2 separate regions of the Homo sapiens genome follow, and region 2 is linked to region 1. A link is a contact called in ENCODE Hi-C data. All regions are on one chromosome and are shown on one strand. Each heading gives the region's core, a stretch centred on a gene start or an enhancer-like site at or near the end of the contact. The rest is flanking DNA. Distances are from core to core; before and after follow the strand shown.

What was found. Hi-C counts contacts between places; a loop is a spot of excess contacts on that map. Pooled maps may share reads with other maps.
Region 2: a loop to region 1 is called in a map of CD4-positive, alpha-beta memory T cell, with 17 times the contacts of the local background. The contact joins the promoter of ROCK2 here to the promoter of GRHL1 in region 1. A Hi-C loop is called at or near these places in 2 of 168 maps with a recorded cell type or tissue (CD4-positive, alpha-beta memory T cell and naive thymus-derived CD4-positive, alpha-beta T cell), 1 of 37 single-sample maps with no recorded cell type and 10 of 50 pooled maps.

The regions. Positions count from the first base shown.
Region 1 is chr2:9,948,232-9,952,942 of GRCh38, reverse strand. It overlaps GRHL1 (grainyhead like transcription factor 1), which reads right to left and starts at 1,250. Exons shown (of 16, transcript NM_198182.3): 1 at 1,090-1,250. The coding sequence starts at 1,109. It overlaps LOC105373422 (a long non-coding RNA gene), which reads left to right and starts at 2,090. Exons shown (of 3, transcript XR_922784.4): 1 at 2,090-2,238. RefSeq lists silencers at 960-1,499, 1,590-1,639, 1,740-1,789, 1,940-2,019.
Region 2 is chr2:11,341,099-11,345,899 of GRCh38, reverse strand. ROCK2 (Rho associated coiled-coil containing protein kinase 2) reads left to right here and starts at 1,264. Exons shown (of 33, transcript NM_004850.5): 1 at 1,264-1,904. The coding sequence starts at 1,764. LOC124907733 (a long non-coding RNA gene) reads right to left here and starts at 388. Exons shown (of 2, transcript XR_007086216.1): 1 at 211-388. RefSeq lists silencers at 780-939, 1,010-1,079, 1,220-1,949.

The sequences.
Region 1 (4,711 bases), core at 1-2,500:
TGAAATATGTTTCAGGCAATAATTTAACTGCATATTCTACAACATAAGAGTAATCCATTTAAGATACTCCATACAAAATATCTATCTCATCCAGAAAAAGAACACACTGACAAAAACCGATCCTTCACAAATAACTAAGAAACTGGGAGGGGTACCTATCTGCCTTAAACTTCCTGATCTGAAATATACTGACTGGCCTGGTGCGATTTCCCTGTTTTTTCTTTAGTAAGTTTTTAAAATTTTTAGGACAATTTTATATTTTCAGAAAAGCTGCAAAGAAAATACAGAAAACTCCCTCGCCCAGTTAATCCCCCATGCCTTATTACACTACCACCTCACATTTGTCGAAATACGCTTTTAAATCACACACTCTAAAAAGCATATTAGCTTGTACAGTACTTTCTCGTTTAACACCCGGATTTCAAAGTTTCATCCTCTTGATTCTCTCGAGCACTAAAAACACGGTAATCTGTAATTACCATCAATGATGCAAGTGGCAAAATAACTCCTACAGCCGTTTTCCCACTCATGCCGCCAGCCAGGGAAAAGAAAACGCCCGGACATCGGGGCACTTCAACCTTTCCCTACATTTCTGTTTTGGAGGTTCCAGCAGGTCGCCGAGTGACGAGCCTGAGACCACAGATTACCTGGAGAAGTCCACCTGTCCCGACGCGGCGCGAGCCCCACCAGGCTCCCGAGGCCGACCGGGCAGGAGAGGGGGGCGGGGAGGCCCGGGGGCGTTGGCTGCGCCCCGACCTCGCGCCGCACCCGACCGCGCCGGGGGCCCGGACCCCAAGGTGCGCGCCCGAGGGGACCCAACCTGGCCGCGGAGGAGGGGAGGAGGGTGGCCCCTCCGGTGTCGAGTTTCCCCGAGGACAGGGTCTCTCCTCCCGAGGCTCCGACCGAACAAAGAGCACGGCAGGGCTAAGGGGCAAAGGCCGTGGCGGCGTGGAGTGGACAGCGGCCCCCGGCTCGCGCCCCGCGCCCGCCCGCCCGCGCGGCCTCGGGTCTGCGCCCGGCTCGCTCGCTGCAGGTGCGGCCCCTCAGCGCGGCCCCCCCGCGGCGGCCGGACTCCTGCGCCTCACTCACTTGTCGTACTCCTGTGTCATCGCGCCCGCTCGCCGCTGCCGGGCCGCAGAACTGGACTTTCGGGTTGGGACAGTACACCCGATCCGGGGGGAGGAGGCGGCGGCGGCGGCTGCGGGTCCGGAGCGGCGGCCCCGACGGGTTGGGTTTGCTTTTCTCGCTCTGAGCCGGCTCCGCGCGGGCTGCGCGCACTGGGCGCCGGGCTCGGCCGCTCATTGGCTGGCGATGCGCCGGCTGGGGGCGAGGCCTCGGGGCTGGGAGGCCGGTCGCGCCTCCTGATTGGTCGGCGAGAAGAGCGCCGGGGCGGGGCTGACGGGGACGAGCGGCGCGGGGCGGGGGGCGGGGGCCGCGCGTTCCGCGAGGTTGCGCCCGGGACTGCGCTCCCGGGGCTGCGCGCCCGACTCGCGGCCGTACGCGCCTGCCCTGACAGGAGAGGGAGCGCTGCGGCTGCGGCGCGCACCCGCCAACCTCCGCGCGCACCGAGAGCGCCCCCGCTCGCGCCCCGCCACCGCCCCCGCCGCCCCCGCCGTCCCCGCCGTCCCCGGCCATCCCCTTCGCGACGAGCCCCGGCCGTACAGCCGCCTCCTTCTTCGCTCACTCAGGCCTCCGCGCCCCGTGCCCACATTGCCCGCTGTTCCGGCCCCAGCGCCCCGCGCTGCCCCTGCGCTCGCCCGGCGGGGGCGCCTCTGCCGGTCGCCGCGCTCCCCGGTCGCGCGTCTCACCTCTCGGTTCTCGCAGGCTGTCACGCCCGAGTCCCGTGGCTTCCCCCGAGAGCCGTCTCCGGAATGTCCCTTCTCCTGGCCCACCGCGGCCGCGCGCTTTTAGGATTTCTTGCCCTCGCAGCTCCCGCGGTCCCCTCGGCGGCAGTCCCTGGGGCTCCGCGATGTCTGTGCCCCGCAGCCTCCCGGGCGCCACTTCCCCGCGCGGCCGCCCCACGCTGCCCGTGCAGTCGCGCGCCCCGGGCCGGCCCCGGGCACCACTCCACCGCGACGGCCCCCACTTGTCCTTCCCGAGCTGCCGTCTTTCCCAGGGTCCGCTCACTGAGTCCCCACATGCCCAGCGTCGGACCTGACCCTCGGACAGGCGCGGCCCCAGACGCCGGGGACAGGGCAGTCAACAGAACAGACACAACTCCTCGCCTTCCTAGTTGGGGTAACGGGCAATACAAAAACAAGTAAATGGTGTGGCTGGTTGGAAGGTAAAGCAGGCAGGCCCTGGGGAGGCGGGGAGGAGCGAGGCTTTCAGGCTTGAAGGAGATGAGGGGCCACGAAGGTGGGACTGTACCTGAGGCAGGGACCCTGGTGTGTTTTGTGACCCTTGAGGAGACCCGGGTGGCTGGTGGGGCACAGGGAGGCGGGAGCTGCGGTCAGAGATAGTGGGCGCAGGGGAGCGGATTGAGCAGGGCCTTGCCGGCTTCCGTAAGGACTGTGGCTTTCCCTCTGGGCTAGGTGGGGACGCCTTGGAGGGGCTTGGAGCAGGGTAGTGACAGGGTCTCACATTTTAAAATAGTTCTCTGCTGCTGCGTGGTGGGGACCAGGTAGGAGGCCATTGCCATGATGCAGGCCGAGGGCAATAGAGTGAGGTGGTGGGAAGTGGCCGAATTCTGGATATGCTTTGAAGGTGGGACCAGCAGGATTGTCTGAAAATTGGATATGGGGTGTGAGAGAAAGAGAGAATCAAGGATGACTACAGCGTTTCCAGCTGGGCAACTGGAGGAATGATTTGCCATCCCCTGGGATACAGAAGACCTGGGGCATAGAAGATTTGGGGGAGAACGAGAGTCTGTTTTGGACGTGCTAAGCTCAAGATGTATGGGAGATAAAAATCCATGAATCAGGTGGGCTCCTGGGTACGAGGCTGGAGTGCAAGGGAGAAGTCTGGGCTGAAGCTCACATCTGGGCGCCGCCCACGTCTAGAGGCCATTTAAAGCCATGAGAAGGCAGGAAGGAAAGAGGATGGGACCCATGCTGGATCCAGGAGCCTCCGACACAGAAAGGCTGGGAGGAAGAGCCAGTGGAGGAGACAGAAGACGGGGACACCGAGGTCGGAAGCAATGGAAGCGTGGAAGCCAAGGGAAGGAGGTGAAGTGAGGAGCAGCATGAGGTCACAGGGCCCTCCTGCAGCCAGCAGTCCCTCCTCTGTGCCCTGGTCCAAGGCCTTCAGGGACCGGAATCGGCAGCCTCACTTGAGACCGCCCTTCGCAGTTTCTGTCCTCTGACCCCGGGCCCAGCACTGGATCCATGCAGCCTGTTGTTTGTTCTTACCACTAGTTTCCTGTTTAAATCATTTATTATTTTTTTCTTTTCCTTTTTTTTTTTTTTTTTTTTTTTGAGGCGGAATCTCCCTCTGTTGCCCAGGCTGGAGTGCAGTGCCGTGATCTCAGCTTACTGCAACCTCTGCCTCCTGGGTTCAAGCGACTCTCCTGCCTCAGCCTCCCAAGTAGCTAGGATCACAGGCGCCCACCACCACGCTCGGCTAATTTTTCTATTTTTAGTAGAGATGGGGTTTCACTAAGTTGACCAGGCAGGTCTCAAACTCCTGACCTCAGGCAATCTGCCCGCCTCGGCCTCTCAAAGTGCTGGGATTACAGGCATGAGTCACCGCGCCCTGCCAAATCAATTATGTTTTCTAAGCACGCTAATTTAAGAAAAATGCTAGTCAATAACAGCACAGATGGTCCCAAATAGGGTACAAGTCATCAGGGTGGTGCCAAAGTGACTGACTTGGGAACAGTGTCCCTCTACCTGCCTTTCTTCTATTTCCTCTGACCCGGCTCCACACTGCCACTGGAGTGGCCTTTATAAAACACAGATTTCTTGTCACTCAGTTATACTCACCATAAAGTCCACACTCCTGAGCTCAGCCTCCCCTTGGCGGCCCAGCACTTCCCTTACTGCTCACTCCCAAGCACCGTCCCCGCATTCCCTGCTCCTTCCCTCCATGCTTGGCCCACTCCACTCAACTTCCAGCCTGGCTCATTTCCTCCAGGTGGCCTTCCCAACCCTCTAGGCTGGACAAGGTGTCCTGTGGGATCCACAGCGCCTTCTGCATTGCCCATCACCATGTTTGTCTTATGGGCTTTCCTGTTTGTGTCTGTCTCCACCAAGTGTGAGCTTTTCCAGAGAGGGCAGCGGTTGTACCACCTTCATTTTTATGTTCCTGGTGCCTGGTATATACATAGAAAATATCCAGCAAATGTCTACTGAATGGATGCAGTCCTCTGCAGGCATGCGTTCTGCGCCCAGTCTCCTCCCTTCTGTAGCATAGCTAGGGCTCTTTTAAATGACCCCCCCCACCGTTGCAGAAGATGAAAGTCCTTGAGCCTAATACATGGTAGGCACAAAATAAATAGGGGATGAATGAAGAAATATCCAATCATAAAGCCAAAAACAAGAACAGGAAGAGCCTGAGGTTATTAGACCATAGCTGTAGTAATTAAAAACATTGGGTCTATTTTGTCAATTTGAATATGGGATTGTTTAGTTTGTCTCTAATAGCTCTCTAAAACAGAAATGAAAATCTCTATCTATGACCTGTTGCCATGAACCCTGTTTATTTCATTTTATTTTATCTGAGACAGGGTCTCACTGTGTTACTCAGGCTGGAGTGCAGTGGCACCATCACA
Region 2 (4,801 bases), core at 15-2,514, 1.4 Mb before region 1:
GGTTTTTCCATTTTTTGAAATTTAATTTGTTCTTAAGTATCTTTACAGAAAAAAATCCCATTTATTTAAGAAGTACTGTATTCTCTGGTTCTTATAGCTGCTCATTTTACATAGTTTTAGTGTGTACAAACGATTTTTTTTGTTTCATTTATTTCTAATATACCTTCTCATGTACTTGCCAAAATTTCATGTTTGACACAGTCTGCATACCTGCCAGGATTCTTGCTGTTAATGTGAAGGCGCCTGTTTGGGTTACTCAATTGTTGGACAACTGGGCCCATTCCCAGGTTTTGGTCATCACGAACATTGTGAATAGCCCTGCTGTTAACATCTTTCTGCAAGTTCTCCCCCTTCTTCGCCCTTTGGATCATTTCCTTGGAAATGTACTTCCTTAAATGGGTTTACTGGGTCAAAGGGGCTCTATGAACGGTTTTATAGCTCTTGGCACATAATTTTCGGATTGCGCCCTGGGCGGATCTAAGCGATGGCACCGGCCGCCGAGAGGGCAGGAATGCGGCGGAACGGTCCCGATAACCACCCCTCTTCCGCCCCCCAAAAGGAGAAGACCCCGCGAAGGCCTGCGGCTGGAAAGCCTTTTTCCGGTGCTCTCCCGTTCTCTTGAAGTGGTTAGTGTCTAAGCCGGGCAGAAACGCTTTCAGGATCCCAGGCCCTCCTGCCCCAGGACTAGGATTCCACCCGCCTCCGCTAATTCGGAATCCCAGACACCCAGGGCCCCCTCTCAGGCTCGCCTCGAAACCCCCGGCCCTGCGGCCCCTCGCGGGCGCCGAGCTCGGTCGCTATTATTTGGGCGCGGGTGAGGCGAGGCCCGCATAGCTGCGCGCTGAGTCAGCGGGGGCCGCGGCGGGGGGCGCGGCCGGGCTCCCCCCCAGCGCACGGTGCGCTGGGCCCGGCGTCTGGGGTTCCGCCTCGGGGCCGCGGGGTAGTCCGCGGGGTCCGGCGGGAGGGGCAGGGGGCGCGCGGAAGGACCCGGCCTGGGTGCGTCTCCCCTCCCCCAGCAGGAGCTCGGCCGTGACCGCGCGCCCGGCTATTCGCCTCAGAGAACCTCGCCAGGGGGAGGAGGCGAGGGCGGGCGAGGAAGGGGCGCAGAGGAGAAAGCGGAGCGGGACAGACGCAGGAAGGGAAAGAAAGGGAGGAAGCGCGGTGCGCGGGGCGGGGCGGGGCGGAGCGCGCGCAGGGCCGGCGGGGACGCGCGCCGGCGGCTGCGGGCGGAGGGGCTTGTGGGTAGCGGCGGCGCGCGGCCGGAGACGGGCGGCCGCGCGGGAGTGTGTGCGCCGGGAGCTGGCTGAGGGACTGCAAGGCGGCCGGCGGCGACCATGGCAGCGGGCCGGCGGCGGCCGTAGTGGCCCAGGCCTGGGCTTCAGCCTCCCGGGGCCCCAGAGGGCGGGGCGGTCCGGGCCGCGGCGGTGGCGGCGCCACTTCCCTGCTCCCGCCCGAGGACTCCTGCGGGCACTCGCTGAGGACCAGCGGACCGGCGGCGCGAATCTGACTGAGGGGCGGGGACGCCGTCTGTTCCCCGCCGCTCCCGGCAGGGCCGGGCCGGGCTGGGCCGGGCTGGGCCGGGCGGGCCCCTGGGAGCAGCCCCCAGGCGGGGGACCGCCTTGGAGACCCGAAGCCGGAGCTAGAGGCAGGCGGTGGGCCCGGGTGGAGTCCCGGCCGGAGCTGGTGGTTCGGGGGCGGTGCTAGGCCCCGAGGCTGCGGGACCTGAGCGCGAGGAGCCTGAGTGCGGGTCCAGCGGTGGCGGCATGAGCCGGCCCCCGCCGACGGGGAAAATGCCCGGCGCCCCCGAGACCGCGCCGGGGGACGGGGCAGGCGCGAGCCGCCAGAGGAAGCTGGAGGCGCTGATCCGAGACCCTCGCTCCCCCATCAACGTGGAGAGCTTGCTGGTAGGTGGCCGGGGCCTGGGAGCTTGCTCGTTGCAGCTCACACCTCAGATCCCCTCTCCGCCCAGCCCTCCGTGCCCGTCCGCCCGTGGGGAGGGGGAGGTCTTGCCCCACCCCGCCCTGCTTCCGGCAGCCGGGGCCGGAGACCAAACGATTCTGTCACCGAGTTCCAAGAGTAGTGACCCGCCTTTGATTCCTCCCTCTACCTCCTGCTGGAGCCAGTGTCATCCCCGGCTGCTCCTTTCTTGCAGCACTGGGAGGAAAACACCCCTCTTCTCCTTCCGCCTGCCCACTCTGGGGAGGTGGGTGGAGGACTGGCCATGCTTCATACACCAGGTTAGCTGATTTGAAAGTGTCATGCTACGTGGGGACTTGGTGCGAGCGAGGGAGAAAGAAACCTGATGCTGTCCCTGTTGCGAGTACTCACTGGGGTACATGACAAAGAGCCGCCCTCACTCTCTCCTTTTAGTCTGAAATCTTGGAACACACAGCTAAAGTTTTGCTGTTTTCACTTGCGTTTGAGCATTCCATACTTGCTATTTAGTGCATTTTAATTGCTGTAAATTTAATTCCCTGAGATTATTGCGCCAGAGCCAAAAAATCAGTCTGAATTGTGGAGTGGAATAAATCTGTCCTCTTCATTGCGTCTCTTTCCTATAACGACCTTTGAAATCCAGATTAATAGCACCGTAAAGGCTGCTAATTGGCTCTTGGTTAAGAAAGGAGCATGTTTTACAAAATAGAAATGCACCGTAGAATGCTGGCTTATTTCTTATTTTTGTTAGGATAGATGATTGTATTTCGCAATTTGAGTAGTGTGCAGTGTAGATGCATTTATGGGAAAAGGGGGTGTGGACTTTTACCCTGGGGAGGGGAAGAAAGGTGAAAACGATACTCTGTGTATTAAATTGACTCTGGAAGACTAGAACTAGGGTGGGAGGTCCTTAGATCCGTTAGACATTCTGTGCTGGAATGCAGATGTTTAGTTCTATTCCCTCCTGGAATAAACCTTACTGTATGATGAGAAAAACTGCCTCCTCCCTTTCCAGGGACGGACGGACTGGCTTTTGGTCAGAGGCGGTTGGTTATCCTTTGAGGTTTCAGGCATCGTTTGCAGAGTGACTCAGTCCTGTTTGGTCAAAATGCAGGAACTGACTTTAGCTATATAGTGTCTTTCTGCACAGTGTACAGAAAGTAATGAATGATGTGCTATATTGTGTCACATGTGTTTGATGTTTTACTGTTTTTCGGGTTAATGTGTTGTTCCTATGTTTTAATGGGAGCAGTCTTTGAAAGTCTTTAATCGGGAGTAAGATTGCTTGCATGGATGGCATAGCTTTTCCTAGGCTAAAGCGGAGACTCTGGGCTGCACTCCCAGCATTTTCACTTTGGTATTTTGCTAGCAAAACTTTGACCTAAGGCCAGAAAGTTTAGTTAAAAATAGTACAGCAAATCTCAAGTATTCATCAGGTTCATGCTAAATCCTAGATGGAAACGTTTTGCAATTCACTTTGATATCTTAGATCTTTAATGATATTAATCATAATTATTAGAGTTATTCTGAGCTTGAATGTAAGTAGCTTATACATGTAATATGATCATGCATTTTGTTTTATTGCTTTCCAAATTATTAAAATGGAGGCTATTTTTAAAAGTGAAACATCTCACATGTTCAGGACACAGTTCATTCATTTAGCAGTTATTACAGCCAAAACACACTTTTATTAAGGTGGCACATTACGGATCTGAGAATTGACATCAGGTGCTGATGACTTGACAGACTCTGTTATTGCTGTTTCTAGTTGGTTAAATATGCTTGAGGTGCAGTAAACCTTTCCAAGCCAAAATGCGTCCCTTATTCCTTTGGAGCAAGGTTCCTGGTGTTTCTGTTACAAATTGATAAACGAAATTTAAAAATTTTTTTATAATAAATTAATTTTAAATTACGCGTATTTTATTTATGAACTACTAGAATGGATTTTTTATTGTGGTAGCGTATACAGAATTTACCATTTTTAACCATTTTTAAGTGTACAGGTTAGTGGCAGGCATTAAATACATTCACATTGTTGTGCAGCCATCACCACTATCCGTCTCTGGAATCTTTTCATTTTTCCAAACTGAAACTGTAAATTAATGTTTAAAAGAATGTTATAAAAATTATATTTCCTGAAATACTGACGAAATAATGGCTGGTATCACTTTAAAGATCTGAAACCTTAGCATTTAGGTTGCATTTCACTATTGGTCATTGTTTTACTGCCTATGACATTTATTTTTTGGTTTTGCCATGGGAAATACATATTTTGTCTTTAACAGAAAATTTAAAGGAATATAATTTAAAGCAAACACAGCTGCGACACTACATTCAGGAGCTCAGAAAGTACCATTAAAAATAGTATATACCTAAGATGACAAAAGAAGATGAAGTACACCAGAAATGATTGTATGATGCTTTCAGTGGGCTAGGCCTAGAAGGTAAAACTCTGTAGGAAACAAAGTTTTATGAGATAACGTGTAAAGTGCTTAGCCTAGTGCTTGGTACATCACAGTGCTCATTAAATTTAGTTCACTTCTCCTGTGCACACTTAGCATGTTATTAGTTAACTGCTTTAAATTTTCTTTTCAAAGGAAAATGGTTTTATTTGCAACTATTTCTTGCTACATAATTTTGAGTGAGTAGCATTATCATTTGAATTTGTCATCAGAAAAGTGCTAGCAATCATTAGGCATAGGTAGAGCTGGATTCCAAGACTAAATCAGTGTAAAGATGACATCTTGTTTCTCTGCAAAGGCTCATGGCTTTATGTGGGTCCTTAAATTAATCTGAGAAGAGTATATCTCTTTTATGGTTGCAGATTGTGAGCCGCTTAGTATTACTTAGAGTTTTGCTTCTCTAC